2 separate regions of the Homo sapiens genome follow, and region 1 is linked to region 2. Evidence: read pairs that join two places in POLR2A ChIA-PET (ENCODE). Cell type or tissue: Panc1. All regions are shown on one strand.

The links. Peaks named below come from ENCODE experiments on the same cell type or tissue, not always from the same donor. Only the 100,000 strongest peaks of a DNase experiment are listed, where the experiment ranks them.
Region 1: POLR2A ChIA-PET joins it to region 2 with 11 read pairs; 6 of 35 experiments call an interaction of 5 or more read pairs at or near these places.

The regions. Positions count from the first base shown.
Region 1 is chr16:70,384,499-70,392,498 of GRCh38, forward strand. ST3GAL2 (ST3 beta-galactoside alpha-2,3-sialyltransferase 2) reads right to left here. Exons shown (of 7, transcript NM_006927.4): 4 at 3,869-4,048. Among named protein-coding and RNA genes, the nearest start is that of DDX19A, 42 kb to the left of the region's middle. RefSeq lists an enhancer at 2,740-3,424. In Panc1, no CTCF peak of the experiment used is centred here; no DNase peak of the experiment used is centred here.
Region 2 is chr16:70,588,484-70,596,483 of GRCh38, forward strand. It overlaps a transcript of IL34 not described here. Among named protein-coding and RNA genes, the nearest start is that of IL34, 54 kb to the right of the region's middle. In Panc1, no CTCF peak of the experiment used is centred here; no DNase peak of the experiment used is centred here; H3K4me3 peaks cover 475 bases; H3K27ac peaks cover 6,101 bases.

The DNA.
Region 1 (8,000 bases), 200 kb before region 2:
GATGGAGACCATCCTGGCCAACATGGTAAAACCCTGTCTCTACTAAAAATACAAAAATTAGCTGGGTGTGGTGGCACACGCCTGTAGTCCCAGCTACTTGGGAGACTGAGGCAGGAGAATCGCTTGGACCAGGGAGTCTGAGGTTGCAGTGAGCCGACATTGTGCCACACTGTACTCCAGCCTGGCGACAGAGCGAAACTCTGTCTCAAAAAAAAAAAAAAAAAAAAACACAATAGTCAAATCAGGCTGGGTGTGGTGGCTCATGCCTGTAATCCCAGCACTTTGAGAGGCCAAGTTGGGCCGATCACCTGAGGTCAGGGGTTCAACACCAGCCTGGCCATCTGTACTAAAAATACAAAAATTAGCCGGGTATGGTGGCCCATGCCTGTAGTCCCAGCTACTCGGGAGGCTGAGGCACGAGAATCGCTTGAACCCAGGAGGCAGAGGTTGCAGTGAGCCAAGATCATGCCATTGCACTACATGCTGGGCAACAGAGCAAGACTCAGGCTCAAAAACAAACAAACAGGCCGGGTGCGGTGGCTCCTGCCTGTAATCCCAGCACTTTGGGAGGCTGAGGCGGGCAGATCACAAGGTCAGGAGATCGAGACCATCCTAGCTAACACGGTGAAACCCCGTCTCTACTAAAAATACAAAAAATCAGCTGGGCGTGGTGGTGCTTGCCTGTAGTCTCAGCTACTCGGGAGGCTGAGGCAGGAGAATCGCTTGAACCCAGGTTGCAGTGAGCCGAGAAGGCGCCATTGCACTCCAGCCTGGGTGACAGAGTGAGACTCTGTCTCCAAAAACAAACAAACAAACAAACAAACAAAAAAGAATAGTTAAATCATAGAGACAGAAAGTAGAATAAGGTTACCTGGGGTTGAGGGGAGAATGGAGAGTTAGTGTTTAAGGTGTACAGTTTCCATTTGGGATAATGAAAACGTTCTGGAAATGGAGAGTGGTGATGGCTATACAATAATGTGAATATACTTAATGTTACTGAGCTTTACACTTAAAAATAGTTAAAATGGCAAATGTTATATTGTGTATATTTTACCACACAACAAAAATATATGGTGAGACAGAGTAGATTAATGGTTGCCTAGGGCTCGGGGTGGGAGGAGTGGGGGTGATGGCTTAGGGATCCGGGGGTATCTTTAGATTAAAGACCCTTAGAACATGAAAATGTTCCTTTTTTGGTTCTTTTTTTTTTTTTTTTTTTTTTTGAGGCAGAGCCCTGCTTTGTTGCCCAGGCTGGAGTGCAGTGGCGCGATCTGAGCTCACTGCAACCTCTGCCTCCCGGGTTCAAGTGATCCGATCCTCCCACCTCATCCTTGAGTGGCTAGGACTACAGGAGCATGCCACCATGTCTGGCTAATTTTTGTATTTTTTGCAGAGACAGAGTTTCGCCATGTTGCCCAAGGTGGTCTCAAACTCTTGGACTCAAACAATCTACCCTCCTTGGCCTCCTAGAGTGCTGGGATTACAGGTGTGAGCCACTGCACCCGGCAGAACATGAAAATTTTTTTTGTTTTGTTTTGTTTTTTTGAGACGGAATCTCTGTCGTCAGGCTTGAATGCAGTGGCACAATCTCGTCTCACTGTAACCTCTGCCTCCCAGGTTCGAGCGATTCTCCTGCCTCAGCCTCCCAAGTAGCTGGGACTACAGACGTGCGCCACCACACCCAGCTAGTTTTTTTTTTTTCTTCCTGAGACGGAGTCTCGCTCTGTCACCCAGGCTGGAGTGCAGTGGCGCGATCTCGGCTCACTGCAAGCTCCGCCTCCCGGGTTCACGCCATTCTCCTGCCTCAGCCTCCCCAGTAGCTGGGACTACAGGTGCCTGCCACCACGGCCGGCTAATTTTTTTTTATTATTTTTTAGTAGAGATGGGGTTTCACGGTGTTAGCCAGGATGGTCTCCATCTCCTTACCTTGTGATCCGCCCGCCTGGTCTCTCAAAGTGCTAGGATTACAGGCGTGACTCACCACGCCTGGCCGGCCACACCCAGCTAATTTTTGTATTTTTAGTAGAGACAAGGTTTCACCATGTTGGCCAGGATGGTCTTGATCTCTTGACCTCATGATCGCCCACATCGGCCTCCCAAAGGGCTGGGATTACAGGCATGAACCACCATGCCCGGCCAAAAATTTTTATTTTTTATTTTTTTTGAGACAGAGTTTTGCTCTTGTTGCCCAGGCTAGAGTGCAATGGTGTGGTCTTGGCTCACTGCAACCTCCACCTCCTGAGCTCAAGCGATTCTCCTGTCTCAGCGTCCTGAGTAGCTGAGATTACAGGCGCATGCCACCACGCCTAGCTAATTGTTTTATTTTTAGTACAGATGAGGTTTCACCATGTTGGCCAGGCTGGTCTCTAACTCCTGACCTTGTGATCCACCCGCCTTGGCCTCCCAAGGTGCTGGGATTACATGCGTGAGCCGCAGTGCCCGGCCATGAAAATGTTTTAAAATTAATTGTGGGGCCGGGTGTGGTGGCTCATGCCGTATAATCCCAGCACTTCGGGAGGCCAAGGTGAGCAGATCATCTGAGCTCAGAAGTTTGAGACCAGCCTGGCCAACATAGCGAAACCCCATCTCTACTAAAAATACAAAAATTAGCCAGGTCTGTGGTGACACATGCCTGTGATCCCAGCTACTCAGAAGGCCGAGGCAGGATAATCACTTGAACCTGGGAGGCGGAGGTTACAGTGAGCTGAGATTCTGCCACTGCACTCCAGTCTGGGCAACGGAATGAGACTCCGTTTCAAAAGAAATTAATTGTGGGCCGGATGTGGTGGCTCATGCCTGTAATCTCAACACGATGGGAGCCTGAGGCAGGTGGATCACTTGATGTCAGGAGTTTGAGACCAGCCTGGCCAGCATGGCAAAACACCGTCTCTACTAAAAATACAAAAATTAGCCAGGCATGGTGACATGTGCCTGTAATCCCAGCTACTCGGGAGGCTGAGGCACGAGAATCTCTTAAACTCGGGAGGTAGAGGTTTCAGTGAGCCAAGATTGCGCCACTGCACTCCAACCTGGGTAAGAGAGTGAGACTCCATCTCAAAAAAAAATAAAATTAAAAAAAATTAAAATTAATTGTAGTCATGGTTATACAACTCTGAATATATAAGAAGTTACTGGATTATACACATTAAATAGGTGAGATGTATGGGATATGAATCATATCTTGATAAAGCTGTTAAAAAATATACTTGGTGAACTAGATTTCCCATGGTTCCCGGCTATGATGGGACAACTACCCCCAAAGAAAGTCCTCAGAAGGCAGAGCTCCCTCAGTCAGGAGCCATCACCCAGAAAGGAGACCAAAACCAGATGGTCTGGCCGGGTGCGGTGGCTCACACCTATAATCCCAGCACTTTGGGAGCCCGAGGTAGCTGGATCATCTGAGGTCAGGAGTTCCAGATCAGCCTGACCAACATGAAGAAACCTGTCTCTACTAAAATACAAAATTAGCCGGGCGTGGTGGTGCATCCCTATAATCCCAGCTACTCAGGAGGCTGAGGCAAGAGAATCGCTTGAACCCGGGAGGCGGATGTTGCAGTGAGCCAAGATCGCGCCATTGCACCCCGGCCTGGGCAACAAGAGCGAAATTCTGTCTCCAAAAAAAAAAAAAAACAAACAAAAAAACAGATCCTTCCTCATCTTTCCACCATCAATATGCTGTGTCACCACACAGGAGGTGACACAGAGCAAGCTGTGCCTTCAGCTCACCCACCAACTTAGGCCCTCCCTTCTCACCAGCCCCTCTTGGCCAAAATGTTCAATGAAAGGAATCCTACAATCTGGCCCCTAGAAGACTCTGCCCAAGATGGTCCTGTCACCCATATTCTACCCAGGCCAGCAAGAAGCTCACAATCGGATCTGCCCCGTGGACAAGGCGCTGGCGATCCACAGAAGGTCCAGGACCTTGAAGGGCACCAGCACGAAGCTGACGTTGGCGGGCAGGTTCTTGGCACTCTCAGGGTACATGAAATGGTGGGTGGTTCGGCTGCCAACATCCTGCTCAAAGCCCACGGTTGGCGCCTGATTCATCCTGCAGGGACAAGAGGGTGACATGAGAATCAACTGCCATGGAAACTGATACAAGATTCTTAGAGGACAGTTCGAAGCCATCCATCAAAAATGCAAACGGGTGTATACTCCAACCTAGCAATTCCATTGCTAGAAATCTGCCCTATAAAAATGGTTACAAAGGTGTGCAAAGATGTGTATGAGGATATTCACTGCAGAATTATTTACAATAGTAACACCAGAATCAATCAAACAGGCCAGGTGTGGTGGCTCACACATGTAATCCAGGCACTTTGGGAGGCCAAGGTGGATGGACTGCTTTGAGGTCAGGAGTTCGAGACCAGCCTTAGCCAACATGGCAAAACCCCATCTTTACTAAAAAAAAAAAAACAAATATAAAATTAGCTGGGCGTGGTGGCATGTACCTGTAATCCCAGCAACCTGGGAGACTGAGGCAGGTGATGTGTTTGAACCTGGAGGCAGAGATTGCAGTGAGCCGACATCGCACCACCGCACTCCAGCCTGGGTGACAGAACAAGACTCTTGTCTCCAAAAAAAAAAAAAAAAAAGGTTGGCCGGGCGCGGTGGCTCACACCTGTAATCCCAGCACTTTGGGAGGCCGAGGTGGGCGGATCACGAGGTCAGGAGATCGAGACCACGGTGAAACCCCATCTCTACAAAAAAAAAAAAAAAAAAAAAAAAAAAAAAAAAAAAAAAAAAGGTTACTAACATTGGGGGCTTAACTCATTTTTACTGTATACATTTTTATTTATTTACTTTTAATTATTATTAGTTTTGAGACAAGGTCTCACTCTGTCACCCAGGCTGGAGTGCAGTGGTGCTATCTCGGCTCACTGCAATCCCCGCCTCCGCCTCCCAGGTTCAAGCGATTCTCCTGCCTCAGCTTCCTCAGTAGACGGGACTACAACATGTGCCAGCATTCCCAGCTAAGTTTTTGGTTGAGACGGATCGCCCTGTCGCCCAGGCTGGAGTCCAGTGGTGCAATCTCACCTCACTGCAACCTCCACCTCCTGGGTTCAAGGGATTCTCCTGCCTCAGCCTCCCAAGTAGCTGGGATTACAGGCGTTAGCCGCTACGTCCAGCTAATTTTTTGTATTTTCAGTAGAGACGGGGTTTCACCCTGATAGCCAGGATGGTCTCCATCTACTGACCTCGTGATGCGCCGGCCTCGGCCTCCCAAAGTGCTGGGATTACAGGCGTGAGCCACCGAGCCCAGCCATTTTGTTTGTTTGGGTTTTTTGTTTGTTTGTTTGTTTTTTGAGACGGAGTCTTGCTCTGTCGCCCAGGCTGGAGTGCAGTGTCACAATCTCGGCTCACTGGAAGCTCCGCCTCCTGGGTTCACGCCATTCTCCTGCCTCAGCCTCCCAAGTAGCTGGGACTACAGGCGCCCGCCATCACGCCCGGCTAATTGTTTGCATTTTTAGTAGAGACAGGGTTTCACCGTGTTAGCCAGGATAGTCTGGATCTCCTGACCTCGTGATCCGCCCACCTCAGTCTCCCAAAGTGCTGGGATTACAGGCGTGAGCCACCACGCTCGGCCCTGTTTGTCTTTTAAGTCTCACTCTGTCACCCAGGCTGGAGTGCAGTGGCACCATCATGGCTCACTGCAGCCTCGACCTCCTGGGTTCAATCAATCCTCCAGCTTCAGCCTCCCGAGTAGCTGGGACCACAGGTCTGCATCACCACGCCTGTTTTGTTTTCTGTTTTGTAGAGATAGGGGTCTCACTGCGTTGTCCAGGCTGGTCTCAATCTCCTGAACTCAAGCAACCCTCCTGCCTCAGCCTCCTGAGTAGCCATAACTACAGGCAGATGACACCAGGCCTGGCCTTTTATAATTTTTTAAAGAAACAACTTATAAAGAACAGCCTTCCGCAGCTTCCACTTCACTTGGCTGTTCTGCCCTCCTTCCTATAAGATGGTGAAAGTAAGATAGGAAGTTCAAGCCTTCCCTCAGGCCCTGGGCCGGATGGAAGCCTCTGTCCTGCCACCCACTACCACCCTATTCCTGTCTGCCGCTTTAAGACCCTGTCTGCCCTTCCACTCCAAGGCCAAGAGAAATGCCCCAAGTTCTGACGGTCTGCCCTTGCTATCTTTCTGGTGATGTGCAATGTCCCCTCTCTCCTGCTGCTGTCTGGACAGAGGGGACATTGCTGTAGCTCCTGTCTGGAAACCTTCTCTGTGGCTATAATAAGCCAAGAAGGCTTCCACTTCCTTTCAATTTGTGCAAAATACAAGACAAGTAAAAACCAAAGCTCCCCTTTTTAGTATGCATCTTACGTAACAGGTGAACCAGGTTTAAACACAAACCTGTTGGTCTTTTTTTTTCTGTTATGACTGTTTACAAGCACATTCCTGTCTCACGTGGACCACACCTTGTGGAATCATGACTACCAAAGCAGGGTGACCGTAACCTGGCCCTCCACTAGGAACACAGGGAGCCAGGGAAGCAGGGAGCGCAGTCTCTAGGTGGCTCTCCTTGCTTTTTATGCCAGTTCTGTAAAACCAGCACAAACATTCCCTGTCCTTAGAGTGGCTGGCACCAGCTAGCTGGGCTGGGTGAGGACTTGCTGTGTTCCAGGGGCTCCCAAGCTGTCTTCCTCAGGGACGGGACTGGGAAGGACCATGGGCTGTGCTGTCCAGGATCACTGTGCCCCCTACCTCTCATTTTCCCTTCCCTTGAGGGTCTGGAGGGTGCTTTGGGGTGGGAGGTCTCAAAACCTAGAGAACCTCTGTGTTCCTAACCACTTCCGTTCTAGCTGGCTTCAAGCAGATGCCCAGAATTTCCTCCAGAGAAACTAACATGCTCTGTCTCCAGAACAGGGATCTACTTCCAGCCTCCCTCTCCCAAATTCATGTCCTTCAGTGAACTGCCCCTTTGAGCCCGGTCTTTAGGGTTTAGAGATCCTGTCTCCTAGAAGAGCCAAGAAGTATCCTTCCCACCCCTGAATAACTCTTAATAGCTTGTGGGCTGCTAAACTCCCCATGCAGGTATTGGTGTCCTATGGTCACACTGACACAGTCTGTATCTGCCTCCTGCCAAGCACCCTGGGGCCTGTGAGGAACAGATCAGTTGGAGAGGAAGCCTTAACAGGGGATGTCAGAGCCAGAAGTGTGTCTCAGCTGCCCAGGGTATGGCAGGGGTAGGCAGGGGGTAGAGGAATTGGGCTGGTGACACAGGCTGGCCGGGGCCTGGGCGGGGCAGGAGCTAGGATCAAGGTATGCTCTTTTTCTTCTCCTTTTTTAAATAGAGATGGGGTTTTGCCATGTTGCCCAAGCTGGTTTCGAGCTCCTGGGCTCAATCAGTTCTCTCGCCTCAGCCTCCCAATGTAGTGGGATTACAGGCGTGAGCCACTGCGCCCAGCCAAGGTGTACACTTGACCTAAGAAACAAACTTCATCTCACCAGAGATGGTGAGGCCAAGAGATCCTGCAGAGCACAGGGCTGCAGCCAGCCCAGGCTGGTTTCTGAAGACCCACCATCTGTCTTCTGCACTGACTTGGCAGCCTGAGCTGTCATGAAGTCCCCATGGGACCTGTCAGCCAGGGTCACCCTGCCTCCAGCGCCTGTGGCTGGCCATGCTGCAGAGCCTGGCCCTCCCTCATTTCCCCATGGTTGGCCAGATACCAGCTTCCAAACATCTGGGAATGAAGGGAGCAAGAGGTCCCAAAATATGTTTCACAGCCTCCAAGGGAAAGGGAAGGAACATGGCACTCTAACAGGGACAAGGTTTTGTTTCAAGGCTCTGATTCATCCTGGAGAAGCCACGCCCTGGAAAGGGGCCAGAGCAGGACGAGGAGGATGAGCTGCATCTCTGGCACTCGGGAACACAGCATTCTAGAAATCTATCTGTCCTTGGCTGCCTCCAGCAGCTAAAGAAGTATTCAGGGACAGGGGCGCAAGTGGGGTGTGTGCCCCCTGGTTAGGACCTGATGTTGGCTGCCTAGTCCCCTTCA
Region 2 (8,000 bases):
AAACTTCATTTCAAAAAAAAAAAACATTAAAAATAGAATCACCATACAATCCAGCAATCCCACTTCTGGATATATACCAAAAAGAACTAAAAGCAGAGTCTCAAAGAGATATTTGCCCACCCATGTTCATAGCAGCATCAATCGTAGCTAAAAGGTAAAAGCAATTCAAGTGTTCATCAACAGATGAATGGAAAAACAAAATGTGCCGTAAATATACACAATGTGGTATGATTCAGCCTTACAAAGGAAGGGAATTCTGACACATGCTACAACGTGAATGAACTTTGAGGAAATCAAGTGAAATTAGCCAGGCACAAAAGATAAATACTGTATGATTCTACTTATGTAACGGAGCCAGAGTAGCCAGGTTCATAGAAACAGAAAGTACAATGTTTCTATGGTGGTTGCCAGGGGCTGGGGGTGGGGAAGGAGGAATGGATATAAAGTTTTGGTTTTATAAGATGAAAAGTTCTGGAAATGGATGGTGGTGATGGTAACACAATAATATAAATGTATTTAATGCCACTGGGAAAAAAATGCTAGCTGAGAGCGGTGGCAAAAATGCTAGCTGAGCGTGGTGGCGGGCACCAGTAATCCCAGCTACTCAGGAGGCTGAGGCAGGAGAATCGCTTGAACCCGGGAGGTGGAGGTTGCAGTGAGCCAAGGTCACGCCATTGCACTCCAGTCTGGGGAACATAGTGAGACTCTGTCACACACACAAAAAATAATAATAAGAAAAGAAAAAAATGGTTAAAATGGTTAATTTTTTTTTAACTTTTGTTTTAGATTCGGGGGTACATGTGCAGGTTTGTTACACAGGCAAACTCATGGGGGTTTGTTGTATTTCATCACCCAGGAATTAAGCCCAGTACCCAATAGTTATCTTTTCTGTTCCTCTCCCTCCTCCCACCCTCCACCTTCAGATAGACCCCAGTGTCTGTTGTCCCCTCTATGTGTCCCTGAGTTCTCATCATTTAGCTCCCACTTATAAGTGAGAAAGTGCAGTATTTGGTTTTCTGCTCTGTGCTACTTTGCTGAGGATAATGGCCTCCAGCTCCATCCATGTTCCCATAAAAGACATGATCTCATTCTTTTTTATAGATGTGGTACATTTCACCTTATGTGTTTTTTTACCATGATTTTTTTTTTTTTTTTTGAGACAGAGTTTTGCTCTTGTTACCCAGGGTGGAGTCCAGTGGTATGACCTCAGTTCACCGCAACTTCAGCCTCCTGGGTTCAAGTGATTCTCTTGCCTCAGCCTCCCAAGTAGCTGGGATTACAGGTGCCCGCCACCACGCCCAGCTATTTTTTGTATTTTTAGTAGAGATGGGGTTTCACCATGTTGGCCAGGCTGGTCTTGAACTCCTGACCTCAAATGATCCGCCTGCCTCGGCCTCCCAGAGTGTTGGGATTACAGGCGTGAGCCACTGCACCCGGCCTTACCATGATTTTTAAAAACAAACGAAAAAATAGTAGATCCTTTACAGGGTTCGTGAGGACAGGATGAGGCAACGCATGTGAACTGTGTTATTAGCCTCAGGTCTGTGGGAATACAAGGCTTTCTGCCTTCGGGGAGGTGTTGCTGGAGAGATGGACAGACCCACCCAGGGGAGGGGCGTCTGTGTCCCTGTGGAAGTCATTACTCCATTCAGCAGAAGCTGCTCACGGCGGGAGAGGGCTGGGGTTCAGGGAATCCTTCCTGGAGCCGTGATGGGGCCCTGCTTGGGGGATTCCTAGCATGTGTGGGATGGGCAGATTCCAGACATTGGAAAGTCCCTGGCAGAAAAATCACTCCCACTAAGGGGCAGTTGTAGGGAAGAGATTTGGGCTCACGCTAGAGAACTCATGATCAGAGATGTCTGCATGAGGAACAGAGGCTGCTTTGTGGATTGGGGAGCTCCCCATTAGCGGAGGCAGGTAAGGAGGTGCCTGTGCGAGGTGGGGGTGGAGCCAAGGCTGTGTACCTCCGACGCTGTGCACCTCTCTGATGGGACCCAGTCCAGACAAAAATTGTATATAACAAACCCTTGTAAAGGTGGTGCTCGGGTCAGAGGGAGGGGGCAGCCGGGTGGGAAGGCTTGTCCCAGGTCTAGCCCAATAGTGCGGAAGTAGCTGGTGCTGTTTTCACTGGGCCAGGTGCTGTGTTAAGCTGAACAGGCTTGATCTCAAATCCTCACCATAGCCCTGTGCGGTAGGGGCTGTCAACACCTGGGAACCAAGGCTCAGAGGTTAAGTCACCTGCCCAAGGTTAGCCAGCAGCTGGCGTTGCTGGGATTCGAACCCAGGCAGTCCGGCTTGAGCCCTCCATCCTGGGTGGAAGTCTCCCAAACCCGTCCCCCCGCAAGCTGGCCTCTCCCTGCCCCCGCCCCTGGCAGTCAGTTCCTGGGGTCAGGGGTGCCCTGCCACCCCCACAGTACAGATGTAGCTGCTGTGCCCTCCCCGTCGTCAGTGCGCTGCCCCTCCCTCTGGCTGCCTTCACACTGTCAGCGCTGGCTGCTCTGTGCAGTCAGACCCGGCCCCGGCCCCAGCCTGCTCGGGTCTCCGGGGTCTCAGGACAGCACTGTGGGGACCATGCCAAGCGAGACTGGGAGAGCCAGGCTCCGTGTCACTCAGTGCCTTCCTTCTCCTGCCATTCAACGAGACACTCCTAATAACTCTCTTGCAGGCCTCTAAGTCTGTCCCATAGCTGTTGAGCTGATTTTGCCTTTTGTGCAACTGTGTTTTCCAACTCAGCTCTCTGGGTGCCAAGACCTTGTCCACATGATTCAATCTGTCCAACTCCAACCTGGCCCCTGATAGGCCATAAATACCATTCCTGATGGCAGTGATCCAGTGCCCTCCTTTGTCCCCAGAGCTGAGGCAGGATGACCACCACGCTTATAGCTAGGACAGAGGGTGACTCTGGCAGGGACAGCAGTTTATCCAGAATGACCCAGTTAGCCGGGCGTGGTGGCACGTACCTGTAGTCCCAGCTACTCAGGAGGCTGAGGTGGGAGGATCGCATGAACCCAGGAGGTCGAGGCTTCAGTTAGCCATGATCACACCATTGTACTCCAGCCTGAGTAGTGGAGTGAGATCCTGTCTCTTAAAAAAAAAAAAAAAAAAAGAATGGCCCTCACCGTCCTCCCACCCTGCCCCTGTTAGCTTGCCTGGCAGTCACCTTGTATGGAGGCACAGGGAGCTGTCATTTACCTCTGTGCCAGGCAGGGTGCTCAGCCCTATACAGGCACCATCTCCCCGGATTCTTACAGGGCCCAGCTGGTGACGTGCAGCTGATATTCCCATACTGCAGATGAGGAAACTGAGGATCAGAGAGGTTAAGTCATGCCTAGGAGCCTGGCTTCTCCCTTCCCCCTGCTGTTGCCCTGAGGCTCGGTGCTGGGGCTGGGCTGGGGCCAGGCTGGGGCCAACGGCAGTGGTGTTTGTGCTCCTTGCTGCTTGGAGGAGCAAAGTGCATTTGATCTTTCTCTTCTCACCACTGTCCTGGGTGGGGGCCCTGGTAGTACTAGGTAGTGATGAAGAAGCTGCTTAGGGTCTCCTCCAGGGTTCCACAGTGGGAAGGGGCATGGGGGCGGCGGGGAGGTGGTGGTCCTTCTACTCCCCCCACCACCTGCTCCAGGTTCATTCTTGTCTCTACCATACTGGGTCACTCCATAGCCCTCCTCCTGGCTTCCCAGGCCCCACTAAAGCCATACAATGCATAAAGGCCAGCAGACCTGCTGGCCCGGCTGAGGCTGGGCTGGGGCCAGGCACTTTCCAGTGTCTTGTCACAGGCAGGAAACCTTTGTTGGATGATGTCACTGGAGCGGGTGCCTCCTGTTCTACTCGCCCTCGTTCTTCTCCCCAGTGCACCCCACCCTGACCGCCTCCTGAGGTGTAATAGAAGGCCCCTCCTCTCTCTGCCCATGAGAATCAGGTAGCAACATAACTTTTGACTCTCATGCTGCTGTGGGTTCTGGGACCCTTAACCCAACCCTGGAAGGTGTGGCTGTAATCCCCAGAGGAGGAAGCTTGGCAGGCTCAGGGTTCTGAGACTTGAATCCTGGGCTGTCTGCCTGCAAAGCCTATACCAGTTGCTGAATAATTATTTTAAAAATAGCTTTTAAACTTCCTTAAAAAAAATCAGTAGACTTTTACAAAGCAGTTTTATTTATTTATTTATTGGTTTATTTTTTCTTTTTCTTTTTTTGAGATGGAGTCTCACTCTGTCGTCCAGGCTGGAGTACAGTGGCGCGATCTGGGCTCACTGCAGCCTCTGCCTCCTGGGTGCAAGCGATTCTCCTGCCTCAGCCTCCTGAGTAGCTGGGATTACAGGCACATGCCACCATGCCCAGCTAATTTTTGTATTTTTAGTAGAGACGGGGTTTCAGCATGTTGGTCAGGCTGGTCTTGAACTCCTGACTTAATGATCTGCCCGCCTCGGCCTCCCAAAGTACTGGGATTACAGGCGTGAGCCACCGTGCCGGCCCTATTTTTTAAATTTTTCTTAAAAACACAGTTTTATTCTTTTTCTTTTTTTAATAAATAGAGACGGGGTTTCACCATATTGGCCAGGCTGGTCTCGAACTGCTGGCCTCAGGCGATCCTCCTGTGTCAGCCCCCTAAAGTGCTGGGATTACAGGCATGAGCTACTGCGCCTGGCCCTATTGTCCATTTTTTAACTGGGTTGTTTGTTTTCTTATTGTTGAGTTTTAAGAGTTCTTTGTATATTTTAGATACAAGGTCTTTATCAATATGTCTTTTGCAAATATTTTATCATTTTTCCTAGCAATAGTGTCTTTTGCAGAGCAGAAGCTTTTAATTTTAATAAAGTCTAATGTCAATTTTTTATTTCAAGGATCGTGCTTTTGATATATAGAAAAACATCACCAAACCCAAGATCAGCTAGATTTTCTTCCTATGTTATCTTCTAGAAGTTTTATAGTTTTGCATTTTATGTTTAGGTTCAAGTTTCATTTTGAATAAATTTTTGTGAAAGGTCTAAGGTCTAAGGTCAGACCTTAGAATCAAGATTTCTTAGTACCTAGTTTGTTGTTGTTGTTGTTATTTTTTGAGACAGGATCTCACTCTGTTGTCAAGGCTGGAGTGCAGTGGCATGATTGTGGCTCATAGCAGTCTTGAACTCTGGGCTCAAGTGATCCTCCCACCTCAGCCTCCCGAGTAGCTGGGACTACAGGTGCATGCCACCATGCTGGGCTATTTTTTTTGTATTTTTTCTTTTTTTGTGGTGATGGGGTCTTGCTGTGTTGCCCAGCCTGATCTCAGACTCCTGCCCTCAAGCAATCCTCCTGCTTTAGCTTCTTGGAGCACTAGGATCAGAGGTGTGAGCTAGTGTACCTGGCAATATCTAGATTTTTTTCTTGCAGGTGGATGATCAATCATTCCAGCACCATTTGTTGGAAAGACTATCCTTTTTCCATTGAATTGCCTTTGCTCCTTTGTCAAAGATCAGTTGACTATATTTGTGTGAGTCTATTCTTGGTTCCCTATTGTTCCACTGATCTATTTGTCTGTTCTTTCACCAATACCACACTATCTTGATTGCTATAGCTTTAAGTAAGTCTTGAAGTCAGGGAGTGTCAGTTCTCTAATTCCATTCTTCTTTTTTGTGTTGTCCTTCTAGGTCTTTTGCTACTCTGTGTAAACTTTAGAATCAACTTGTAGATATTACAAAATAACTTTCTGGGATTTTTATTGTGTTGCATTGAATCTACAAAGTTGGGGAGAACAACCATCTTAACAATATTGAATCATCCTATCCATGAACATGGAATATCTCTCCATTTATTTAGATCTTTGCTTTCTTTCATCAGGGTTGTATAGTACTCCTCATACAGATCTTGTACATATTTTGTTAGATTTATAGTGAAGAATTTTATTTTTAGGGTGCTAATATAAATGGCATTGTGCTTTCAATTTCAAATAGGTAATATGTGCATACAGTAAAAACATTCAATAGAGAGAGATTGGTTTATAGTGAAAAGTGGCTTCCTCTACTTCTCATTCCCTAGGCCTCCATTCATCTATCCAAAGACAGTTACTGATGCCTGGTTCTTATGGGTCCTTCCAAAGATTGTATGTGTATATTCAAGCTCTAATCTAATTCAAGCTCAATATCTAATCCTCACAAGAATTCTGCCTGGCAGGTCTTATTATCTCTGAGGGAGGGTCAAGGGCCCAAAGAGGACTTTCTGGGGAGGACTCTCTTCCTCTTCAAGAGCTCAAGCAGAACACACTGGTCCTGCCAAGATCTAGGGGCAGGGCTGCTACTGCTCAAGGCCAGAGGAAACAGGTTTTGGAAGGGAGGGCTTCTTGCCAAGCCAGTGGGTACAGATGAGGAGGAGGTGAGGAGGAGGCTTTGGGAGGCTGCCAGTCTACTCTGGGCAGATTCATATCAAATATTCTAGGCCTTGGGAAACCCTCATATTTCCAGGTGGCTGCATTTCAATTTATCTCTCTCTCTCTCTCTCTCTTTTTTTTTTTTTTTCTGAGACAGAGTCTCCCTCTGTCGCCCAGGCTGGAGTGCAGTGGTGCGATCTCGGCTCACTGCAACCTCTGCCTCCAGGGTTCAAGCAATTCTCCTGCCTCAGGCTCCCAAGTAGCTGGGGTAACAGGCGCCCGCCACCACACCCAACTAATTTTTTTTCTGGTATTTTTAGTAGAGATGGGGTTTTGCCATGTTGGCCAGGCTGGTCTGGAACTCCTGACCTCAGGTGATCCGCCCACCTCGGCCTCCCAAAGTGCTGGGATTACAGGTGTGAGCCACCGTGCCTGGCCTGCATTTCAATTTCTTAGTTCTGTTTCCTCTCTAGTTTTCTTCTCCTTCTTCTTTCTCCTCTAATTCCTTCTCCTTCTTTTTCTTCTTCTGAGACAGGATCTCACTCTGTCACCCTGGCTGGAGTACATGACTCACTGCAGCCTTGACCTCCTAGGTTCAATTAATCCTCCTGCCTCAGCCTCTCGTGTAGCTGGACCACAGGTGTGCACCACTGTGCCCTGCTAATTTTTATTTTTAATAGTGATGGGTTCTCACTTTGTTTCCCAGGCTGGTCTTGAACTCCTGGACTCATGTGATCCTCCCACTTCAACCTCCCACAGTGCTGGGATTACAGACATGAGCCACTGCGCCAGGGCTCCTCTCTCATTTTGTAGGAACATTCTTCTGGGGAGTAGTCTAACCTTGTTTGGCTGACCTCAGGAGAAATGGGATTTGTCTTAGTCTGTTTGGGCTGCCATAAGAAAATCCGGCTGGGCGTGGTGGCTCATGCCTGTAATCCCAGCACTTTGGGAGGCCGAGACAGATGGATTACTTGAGGTCAAGAGTTCGAGACCAGCTGGGCCAACATGGTGAAACCCCATTTCTACTAAAAATAAAAAATTAGCTGGGCGTGGTGGTGTGCACCTGTAGTCTCAGCTACTCAGGAGGCTGAGACAGGAGAATTGCTGGAACTTGGGAGGCAGAGGTTGTAGTGAGCTGAGATTGTGCCACTGCACTCCAGCATGGGCGACACAGCGAGACCCCGTCTCAAAAAAAAAAAAAAAGAAAGTTGTATAGACTGGGAGGCTTGTAAACAACAGAAGTGTATTGTTCTAGAGCCTGGGAAGACCAAGATCAAGGCGCTGACAGATTTGGTGTCTGGTGTGGGCCCTTGTCCTAGGCGGCTGTCTTTTCCCTGTAGCCTCAGAGGCAGGAGGGGTGAGGGATCTCTCTGGGGTCTCTTTTATAAGGGCACTAAATCCATTCAAAAGGCCCACCATCACGACCTCATCATCTTCCAAAGACTTCACCTTCTAATACCTTCACCTTGAGGTGATGAATTTTGGGGGAGACACAGATATTCAGACCATAGCAGCATTTATTTATGCCAAGACTAAGACTGCCCGGAAAGGTGGCTAGGGCATCTCCAGAGGCACAAAGAGGACCGTGGTCATGACAGGCTGTGATATGGAGCCAGGGAGCGTGAGTTGCTGCAAAGCAGGCATCTGAGTGGCAGATCTGG